2 separate regions of the Homo sapiens genome follow, and region 2 is linked to region 1. Evidence: read pairs that join two places in POLR2A ChIA-PET (ENCODE). Cell type or tissue: A673. All regions are shown on one strand. Each heading gives the region's core, and the rest is flanking DNA. Links, peaks and the distances in the headings are about the cores only.

Region 1 (5,189 bases), core at 561-4,560:
GGGTCAAATGGTATTTCTAGTTCTAGATCCTTGAGGAATCGCCACACTCTCTCTTGGAACCAACCCAAATGTCCATCAATGATAGACTGGATTAAGAAAAATGTGGCACATATACACCGTGGAATACTATGCAGCCATAAAAAAGGATGAGTTCATGTCCTTTGTAGCGACATAGATGAAGCTGGAAACCATCATTCTCAGCAAACTATCGCAAGGATAGAAAACCAAACACCACATGATCTCACTCATAGGTGGGAATTGAACAATGAGAACACTTGGACACAGGGTGGGGAACATCACACACCGGGGCCTGTCGTGGGGTGGGAGGAGGGGGGAGGGATAGCATTAGGGGATATACCTAATGTAAATGATGAGTTAATGGGTGCAGCACACCAACATGGCACATGTATACATATGTAACAAACCTGCACGTTGTGCACATGTACCCTAGAACTTAAAGTATAATTTAAAAGAAAAGAAAACACAAATCTATTGGCTTAAAGTGAGATGAAGGAACAAGCTCTTAATCCTGACCCTGTGGGTCAGCTAGTGCTGACCAGCTGCAGGGCACTGGTCTGGACTCTCAAGATTCCACAGCTCCTTTGCAAAGGAAGTGTGCTAATTCTTGCTTAGGTCTTTATAGGAACTGTGGACGCCTCTTCCATTTCCTAAACAAGAGGCAGAGATAAGCACCAGAACAACATACTCTGTCACAATGACAATAGCAGCTTTTGGGAAATAGGCATTTAATCCAGGTTACCAATCAGAGAGCTTAGTGTCATGCACGTTGAAGCCTACCAGAAAACAAAACAAAACAAAACAAAACAAAAACAAAACAAAAAACCTCCAGGTGAATTTAAGATGAACAATATAAATTATTAACAGTTATCAAAGCACTCTCCCAAAGAATCAATATCATTTCCTTTCTTATTTCAAATATTTATTATATTTCATTCCTTTCTTCCTTTCTACCTTCCTCCCTGCCAATTAACATACAGTAAGTGAAGATAACCTGCCCAGCAACACCCTGTAAATAAAGTCCATATTGATAAGGAATAGCAACCCTTCTGGGTTATAAAAACCACTATGCATGCTATAACTTGCCTGATGGGGAGCTTTCTGCTCCACAGAAAGATTTCCTGACTTAAAGAATACCTATACCATTCTTCATTAATCTTTGTGAATAGAGGAAAGGAATCCAAATTATCTTTAATGTCAAAAGCTTGTACTTAGAAATATCTCATGTCAGGTAGCTAGCACTGTCTAAACTCTCACTTAACATTTATAATGTAACTTTACATTATAATATACAAATATACACTATAATGAACACTTAACAGTTTACAAAGAGGTCTCATATATGTTATTTCAACCGGTCCCATAGTAGCACCACGAGGTGAATATGATTACATTTATTTTTCCAAATAAGGAAACAGATGCAATGAAATTAAGGCACTCACTCAAATTTTCTTAGCTAGTAGCCTGGCAGAGGTAAAACTAGAACCCATGTTTGTCCTACTCCAAAGCCAATGCTATTTCTTTTTAATACAAATGCCTCTCAGAAAAAAAAGATAACATACTCTTGGAATTTTTTTTCCTGTTGTATCCAATGGACAAATGAAGCATTTACTTTTTTTTTTTTCTTTTTGAGACAGGGTCTTGCTCTGTTGCCCAGACTAGAATGTGGTGATGCAATCATGGTTCACAGCAGCCTTGACCTCCTGGGCTCTAGTGATCCTTCCTTTCTTAGCCTCCTGAGTAGCTGGGACTACAGGTGTGTGCCACTATGCCTGGCTAAATTTGTTAATGTTTTGTAGGGACGGGGTCTCGCTACATTGCCCAGGCTAGCCTTGAACTTCTGGCCTCAAGTGATCCTCCTGCCTTGACCTCCCAAAGTGCTGGGATCATAGATGTGAGCCATTGCGCCCTGCCTAAATGAACTTTTATTAAAACCTCTTATTTAAACTCTGTAAATAAGAGTCTCCACAAAATACCCAGAAACTGCAGACGTTACAACCCAGGAACACAATACTTCTGAAACAACATTGCTGCTATACCCCAGGTGGCCAGGGACTAAAGGGGGACTTAAGAGAACAGGAAAGCAATTTACCGTTAAAGACCAACGTGCAACTCAGTTCCCAGCAATTTGGCTGGGATGCTAGACTATGGCACTCTTCGCCTCTGACTGCTCTTCCTGTATGGTAGGAACTTCTTGCAATTTCACAGCTCAGACTTTTGCTAATGTACTTACTCACCTCTTTTTTCACATGTAACACAGTAAGTTAGCTTTCTGTTACTATTATTTATTTTGCTCAATTTTTGGAAGCAGTTAGAATTGCTCAAGAGTTCATCAATTCTTCTTGATTTCAGATTAGAGCACATCACAGACCAAAGAGATTTCCTTTATAAGGCTTTTTAGGCTCAATTTGAGTTTCGTAAGTGACGTTGAGCACCTCTGTTTTTCTCCCTAATGGGGAGTGTAAGATTTTGGTATTCAACCCTGAATACACATACAATTTTCTTGTGGTTCTCCATATGGAAACCATAGGGCAGAAATGACTCACAAATGAAACGTAAAAAATAGATTAAGAAACTATACTTACTTAGGAGGAATTCTTAAAACTGTGTTCACATTTGTGGCTGGGACTACTGCTTGAAGGATGTGTTCAAGGGCTGTTAATCCACCAGCAGCTTGAAATGCAATCTGATCTGCCACATTCTAGACAGAAATACAAACAGAAGTTAGCCCAATTTCCCAGGCATTAAACTATAACCAAATGATATCTGTAGTCTGAAACATACTGATGGTTCAACTATTCTACAAATATTATTTTATAAATATTTGCTGAATGCTACTCACTGCTAATTGTTTCAGTACTAGGAAATATAGGTCAAAAGGAGTGAGCATAAAACATATGGTTGCTGTCCTCCATGAAGCTTAAAATTGGTAGATGGCAAGCACAGGCAACCAAAGCAAAAATGGACAAGTGGGATCACATCAAGTTAAAAAGCTTCTGCACAGCAAAGGAAACAATCCACCAAGCAAAGAGACAACCCACAGAATGGGAGAAAATATTTACAAACTATCTATCTGACAAGGGATTAACAACCAGAATATATAAGAGCTCAAACAACTCTGTAGGAAAAAATCTAATAATCCAATTTTAAAATGGGCAAAAAATCTGAATAGACATTTCTCAAGAGAAGACATACAGATGGCAAACAGGCATAGGAAAAGGTGCCCAACATCACTGATCATTAGAAAAATGCAAATCAAAACTACAGTGAGATATCATCTCACCCCAGTTAAAATGTCTTTTATCCAAAGACAGGTAGTAACAAATGCTGGTGAGGATGTGGAGAGGGAACTCTCATACACTGTTCGTGGGAATGTAAATTAGTACAATCACTATGGAGAATAGTTTGGAGATTTTTCAAAAAACTAAAAACAGAGCTGCCATATGACCCAGCAATTCCACTGGTAGGTATATGCCCAAAAGAAAGGAGATCCATATATCTAAGAGATATCTGCTCTCCCATATTTACTACAGCACTATTCACAATATAGCCAAGAACTGGAAGCAACCTAAGTGTCCATCAGGAGATGAGTGGATAAAGAAAACGTAGTACATATATGGAATGGAGTACTATTCAGCCATAAAAAGGAATGAGATCCTGTTATTTGCAACAACATAGATGGAAGTGGAGGTCCTTATGTTAAGTGAAATGAGCCAGGTGAAGTAAGACGAACTTCACATGTGCTCACTTATTTGTGGGAGCTAAGCATTAAAACAATTGAACTCATGGAGATAGAGAATGGAAGGATGGGTACCAGAGACTGAGAAGGGTAGTGGGGGGGACGGGGTAATGGGGAAGGAAGTGAGGGTAGTTAATGGGTACAAAACAATAGTCAGAAAGAATAAGACCTAGTACTTGATAGCCCAACAGCGTGAATATAATCAATAATAATTTAATTGTTCATTTACAAATAACTAAAAGAATATAGTTGGATTGTTTGTAACACAAAAAATGAATGCTTTAGGTGATGGATACCCCATTTACTCAGATGTGATTATTAAGCATTGTATGCCTATATCAAAATATCTCATGTATACCATAAATACATATATAAACTATGTACCCACAAAAATTAAAAATTAGAAAAAAAAATGAGTGGCTAGGACCAACACTAATCAGATAGTTATAAATAAGGTGATTTTAATTATAAGTACCTTGAAAGATAAAAGGTTCTCTATGAGAATAATGGGGGAATCAACTATATAATGGGGAAAGGGTCAGGATAGGCTTCTCTGAGAAAATTGAAGTTTTAAGACATGTAAAAGAAAGTGGGAAGAGAAGAAGCACTCCAGGCAAAGGAAAAAAATTATATATACATTTTTAGCAACACTTACTTAAAAATCACATCTTTATCACATTGTAATCTTAATTACCACCTAACAATATAGACTTCCACAAAGATTCCCTCTACTAGAATATTTGTCTTCAGCAATAAAAGATAATCTAATATCTAATCATTTTAGCTGTATCCTTTTTAAAAAATACCATTTCAGCTATTTTGGGAGAACATTAAGTAACAATTTTAGAACTAAACCTATGATTATTTCTATGCAATTTACGATCTGTATATAATTCTTGTGGGAAATAACATTTCCAAGTTATTTGCATTTCTTTGGCATGGGGAAGAGAAGAGTAATTCTATGCTACACTGTATGTTTTTAAGCACAGGTAGAATCAATGCAATATATATGTAAAAAATAAGATAGCAACTTATTGTGACTTGAATTGTGCCCCCCTCAAAATTCATATGTGGAGGTCCCAACCCCTAGTATTTCAGAATATAACTGTATTTGAAGAGAAGATCTTTAAAGTGGTAACTAAGTTAAAAGTGAGGCCGTTAGAGTAGGCTCTGGTCCAATATGACTGGCGTTCTTATAAGAGGAGAAAGAGACACTGGGGTTACACCTGCACAGTCAAGAAGCTACATGAGGACACAGCAAGTGGTGGCCATCCATGAGCCAAGGAGAGAGGTGTCAGGAGAAACCAAACCTGTTGACACCTTGATCTTGGACTTCCAGCATCTAAAACCGAGGGAAAATCAATTTCTGTTGTTTAACCAACCCAGTCTGTGGCACTTTCTTATGGCAGGCCCCAAGCAAACTAATACAACC
Region 2 (5,189 bases), core at 735-4,734, 120 kb before region 1:
GCCAAGTCAGTACATTGATTTGTTTCCTGAGACCACCTTCAATTGTAAAAACTGTCAAACTGAATGCAATATACAATATCCCCAGTCTCAAGGCCACCCATGCCAATATGAATTCAGAGTGAAATCAGACTCTTTGCTGAAGAGGGAAAAATATTTTGACAGCCTTATTGGTATACAATGAAATGGAACCAGCTAGGAAAATAATCTAATGGATAACCTTTTGTACTATTACATGATGGGTTCTCACACAAAATAAGCATACAGGTTTGTGGCTTTGAAGAAGGGTGAAGGAGCACTGGGAATGCTGCATTCAGTTTCCAACCTTCTGACTCAGCATGTCTGTTTAGGTAAATTCTTCTTTTCAGAAACTCAGTCAGTTCACATTTTCTGAGGGCCTACTATGTGCTAGTGAGCACAGCACTTTTATGCAATCATATTTAATCCTCAAATAGTCTTGTGAGGTAGGTGTTCTTAATCTCTATTTTACAGATGAGGAAATGGAGTCTTAAGTGTTCAAATGACTTGTCTAAGGTCATACAATTTGAAGAGGTAATGTGATGGCTCAAAGTCAGGTCATTCTGACTCCAGATTCAGGGGTCTAATGAGGATGCCTCCCTGTAACAGCTCTGTATTCTTGTGATGCATTCGAACCCAAATCATCAACATGTCTTATATCATCTTGTCTAACTCTGCAGCAGGTCAGACAATTTATCTCAGTTTTTTTCTTCAATTCCTTTGAGCCTCCCAGGCAATTCATAAATTGTCTCTCAGATTTTTCTGAGGTCAGATCATGCTGAGATGTACACCTTCCTTCTTTCCACTTAAAATCTCTTTTCCTGTCCTTTACATACATAGATCCTAAAATCTCACTTTTGACATGTAAGTTGTTTTGATGAACTAGAATATGAGTTTCTCTGACCATAACTATCACAAAAATAGTAGTTTTCTGGAAAACTCATCCGTTGCTATACAGTACAAATACTATGTATTTAATTTACTTAAGCATTATATTCTTGATCACGTCCATCTACATAAATGGTGTCTATGTAGACAGATGTGTTGCTTTAGCTGGTGAAGCCTATGTTTCCCTTCCCTTGAATATGGAAGGCTTATGACTGATTCAACCAATAAAGTATGGTTGATAGGTAAGTATATGACTTCTGAGGCTAAGTCATAAAAAGTCCTGTAGCTTTTGTTGGTTTCTCTTGGAACTCTTGCTTTCTGGAAGCTTCCTCTTAGGACACTCCCACTCAGAATCGAGACACCATAGTGTTTTAAAAAGCCCAAGTCACATGGAGAAGCAGTAGTAGATGCTCTGGCCACCAGTCCTAGGTGAATCTTGTCTTTGAGTCATCCCAGGCATCAAACATGACAGTAAAGAGCCTCCAGATGACTTTAGCTCCTAGCTGTAGCCATGACATCATGGAGCAGAGACAAACCATTTCCACTGTGATAAGCCCCATCTGAATTCTGAACTCCTAGAATCTGTGATCAGAAATAATTGTTTCCCCCACTAAGCTCATCTGTTTGTTTTTAAATGCATAAAAGTAATTAAGAAAAAATACGTAGTCATTGGTATATTAAAGGCCCCGATGCTAGAAATTCTGGGCATTTAGGTCCCCTCACATGCTGATGAAGAGTCAGAAAGAAACATGAAGGGTAAAGGGTACCTGGAAACTACAGCTAGGAAGAGAATGAGAAAGAGTAAAGGCAAGACTGATAAGAGAGGAGAGACAGGAGAGAGACACAAAAGAAGAAAAAACAGGAAGGAAAGAACTGAGAAGGAAATATAGAGTTGCATGAGAAGAAGGAAGAAAAGGTACTGGAGAATTGTGAGAACCAGTCAAGAAAGGACATTCCAAATGAGAGCCAGGGCATTTGATTTTGAGAATAATTGTTTTTTATTTATTTTTTATTTATTTTGTTATTTCATTTCTTTTTATCCCTAGAGACCCTGATTTTGAGAATAGCTGAACCCTCTTGAACCACTCTGGTTTTATTCCTGCTGTTTTCGGCAAAAGTGGCTCAAGTAGGGGATAAGTTTCAAGATGGATATAGCAAGGATCTGGAAAGGAGAAATGTTTTTATCTTAGTTGGGCACAAAGGATTCCAGAAATAGGCTTTTGATTTTTCTTTTTGATTTTTTTCTTTTCCTTTTTTTTTTCTTTTTCCTTTTTTAATGAAATCACTTGACATTATCGCCCATTATTAAGCCCTTTAGGCTTAAAGGCACTAGGGAGCAGGTCTGGTGAAGTTCAGTGGTGCGCCTTTGTGAGTGAGCCTGCACAGGCCACAAGTTCACAGGAGGAGAGGGGCAGGGAGCAGGGACCTAGGGCTCCCTGATGGAGTGACTGACCGAACAGCTGACTTATCCTAGATGCTTGTTTATGATATGGAGTCCCCTGTAGCAGTATAAATGTTGGCCAAGAAGACCCGTGAAACAGGAAGCTAAGAGACAGTTTTTAGATATTTGCTATTCCATAATCTGTTAACAAAAGAAATCACTCCCTTTCGACGCAGCTGATGGGTAGACTGGTGGACTCCATATCCTGAGCATGTAAAGTTAAGGTTCCCTGATTTCCAAACTGTTTCCAGACAGAATACGGTGGGCTTACGTCTTCATAAAACACAGATGTTATGTTCAACCCTGAGGCAAGAACTACTGACATTTTTTGGAGCAGATATCTCTCATTTATATGTGGCTGTAACCTCCCAGAACTCTACGTATTGTGCAGTCAGTTACCTCCTAAGGCTAGTTCAACTGCTCTGGAGACAGAAAAGCATTAACCCAAAGGAAGGGATTTCTGTTCTTGTGACAGATAAACTAATTCTACAAAGTTGAAAGATACTAGATCCAATGATACAACTTAGTCACAAGTTTCCTTTTTTGAACAAAATGACAGGAAGACATCAATTAAAGAATGGCACATTTGTCATCAGCTACAATATAGAAGTATTCTTCTCATCTCAGAATGGCAAAGTCCACTATTTTCATACATTTGTTTCTCTATAACCTTTTTCCCTCAGAGCAAAGCAATTCATCTAAATTATGGGTTCATCATCTGCCAAATTTGTTCCTTTTTTAATGAAATCACTTGACAGTTAATAAACTGAAAGAGAAAGTCTATTCCTTGGGGCTTGCTCTGTTCCAAAGGTTCAGTGTTTTTGAAAATTAAATTTCCTACATGAAAAAAAAAATCTGTTTCCAGGCTGACAGTCTGGTGTTATAGCATAAAGCAATTCTTCTTTCTTTAGCTATAAAAACTTCATAGCTAAAGATGCAAATCCCTGTAAAGCTAGTTATACACTTTACATTGGACACAAAATCAGCTAAACCATCCGTAGAAAGTCATATCAATCAATTTATCTAATTTTGGTTCTATTTACGTAAGAAACCATTACTTTCCTTAATATTTAAAAGTTGATGAGATGATAATGTCCTGATATAAAGAATTCCAGACAAAAGATTTATAAATAGCAGCATGGCAAAGGATGAACATAGGCTTTGGGGTGGGAGAGTCATGGTTACTAGTCCTGGTTCACAAACATGTAACCTTGGGCACATTACTTAACTGTCAGCTTCTCTATCTGTAAAATGGGTATAATAATACTTTGCATGGTAGCTATGAGAATAAATGAGAATGCTAGATGTTATAGAGCATCTAATACAGTTCCCAGAAAATAGTAGTTTAATAAATTATAATATATATTATAATTCCATTTATTGTAGTTTATTCCTTATGCCCCAATTCAGGAGAAGAATCTGACATCCTATCTACACTAAAATACTAACTCTTGATTGGTTAACATCGATATAAACCAATACTTGGTACCTGAAAAGCAGGCAGATGAAGAGCTGCAAAGCTGTTGAAGAAACGTAAACTCTGAATGGCCACTTGGATGGTATTTTGAGTGTAATTCTCCTTGGGACTGGCAGTGCTGGGGTCCAAGATGGTGCCATGGAAGAGGACACAGTAGAGCATATGAAGAACTCCAGCCAGGTCGGTTGCCTGAAGAGCAGCTGTCAGCCCTGTGGGATCCTGGCGATTATTGTCAAATATGCTGTATGACCTGACAAAGAAACATTCAGTTCTTTGAGAAAAACTACTTAATGGATGTTAGCAATTTGTATAGGTTAAATGAAACAAGACAAGCAGACCGTTAAAAACAAACCATCTGAGTTGTATAGTATGGTAACAAGAAACTTCAAGGAATAAATGCAGCCCTCCCCACCAACTGCACTGTGGCTTTTTCTTCTCCTGGAAGACCAGGCTGCTGCAGCAGTGTCAACTGAGCACTCTGCAGCCAGTGCTGAGGCTGCCAACCACCCTTCCCACACTTTATAGCCTACATAACCTCACTTTGTTTAGTATCCTGGGTCTGGGCAAAGTTGACAGAGTCTGTGAAAGCTTTTGGGACTCAGAGGCCAAAAACACTCCTAGCTTCCTTTCTGGATATATAAAGGCACTCTTCTTAGGGAAGGCAGCTATTAGGGAAAGCATGAGGCCTCAAAAACCCAGTAATGTGTTGGTATACTGTGGTAGGGAGATTCTTCAGCTGCTATTGAAGCCCCTTTTCCAACATTGAGGAGTACAGGCAGGACAGGTTGTAGAAGCCACAGTCCCAAGAATAAGCAAGTACTGGATTAGGTCTACACAAATCAGATGAAGTCAGCTTAGCTACCATGGCAGGTAATGTTACAGAAGAGCAAGAAGAGACAATGGCAGTGGCAAATGAATTCCTAAAATCAATAGTAAAGCAGCAGGGGTATGCTAAATCTACCTCATCCTTGAACTAAGGTATTTTTTATTTTTTTCTTTTATTTTTTTTTTTTAATTTTTCCCTTCTTTTCACAGGTGTTAAAAAAAAAAAGTAGAACCACTCAATGTGAGGCTTGAACCCACTGACTCTGGGATTAAGAGTCCCATGCTCTACCAACTGAGGTAGCCAGGCAATTCTGAATTAAGGTATATGTGAAGCATCTAGAGGCCAAGAGCAGGCAGTTATAGTAAACATGGCTGCCAAGCATTCACCCTTTTAAACAGAAACTGTACAAAGATTTCTAAGGAATCACCTCTCCTTAACTCATAGCCAATATGCTTCACATAGACCTCCCTCCCCATTTACTTTGGCTCAAGGGTGCCCAGGCCTAAGGTAAGCCACACATTTCTCTGGCTGTTGAGCATCAC

Evidence for each region. ChIA-PET counts read pairs that join two places held together with the same protein. Peaks named below come from ENCODE experiments on the same cell type or tissue, not always from the same donor. Only the 100,000 strongest peaks of a DNase experiment are listed, where the experiment ranks them.
Region 2: POLR2A ChIA-PET joins it to region 1 with 5 read pairs; 2 of 35 experiments call an interaction of 5 or more read pairs at or near these places.

Annotation. Positions count from the first base shown.
Region 1 is chr15:76,502,256-76,507,444 of GRCh38, forward strand. SCAPER (S-phase cyclin A associated protein in the ER) reads right to left here. Exons shown (of 32, transcript NM_020843.4): 24 at 2,604-2,719. Among named protein-coding and RNA genes, the nearest start is that of MIR3713, 82 kb to the right of the region's middle. In A673, for the core only: no CTCF peak of the experiment used is centred there; no DNase peak of the experiment used is centred there.
Region 2 is chr15:76,377,545-76,382,733 of GRCh38, forward strand. SCAPER (S-phase cyclin A associated protein in the ER) reads right to left here. Exons shown (of 32, transcript NM_020843.4): 28 at 3,834-4,071. It also overlaps the pseudogene TRK-CTT16-1. Among named protein-coding and RNA genes, the nearest start is that of ISL2, 43 kb to the left of the region's middle. In A673, for the core only: no CTCF peak of the experiment used is centred there; a DNase peak (open chromatin) is centred at 2,917.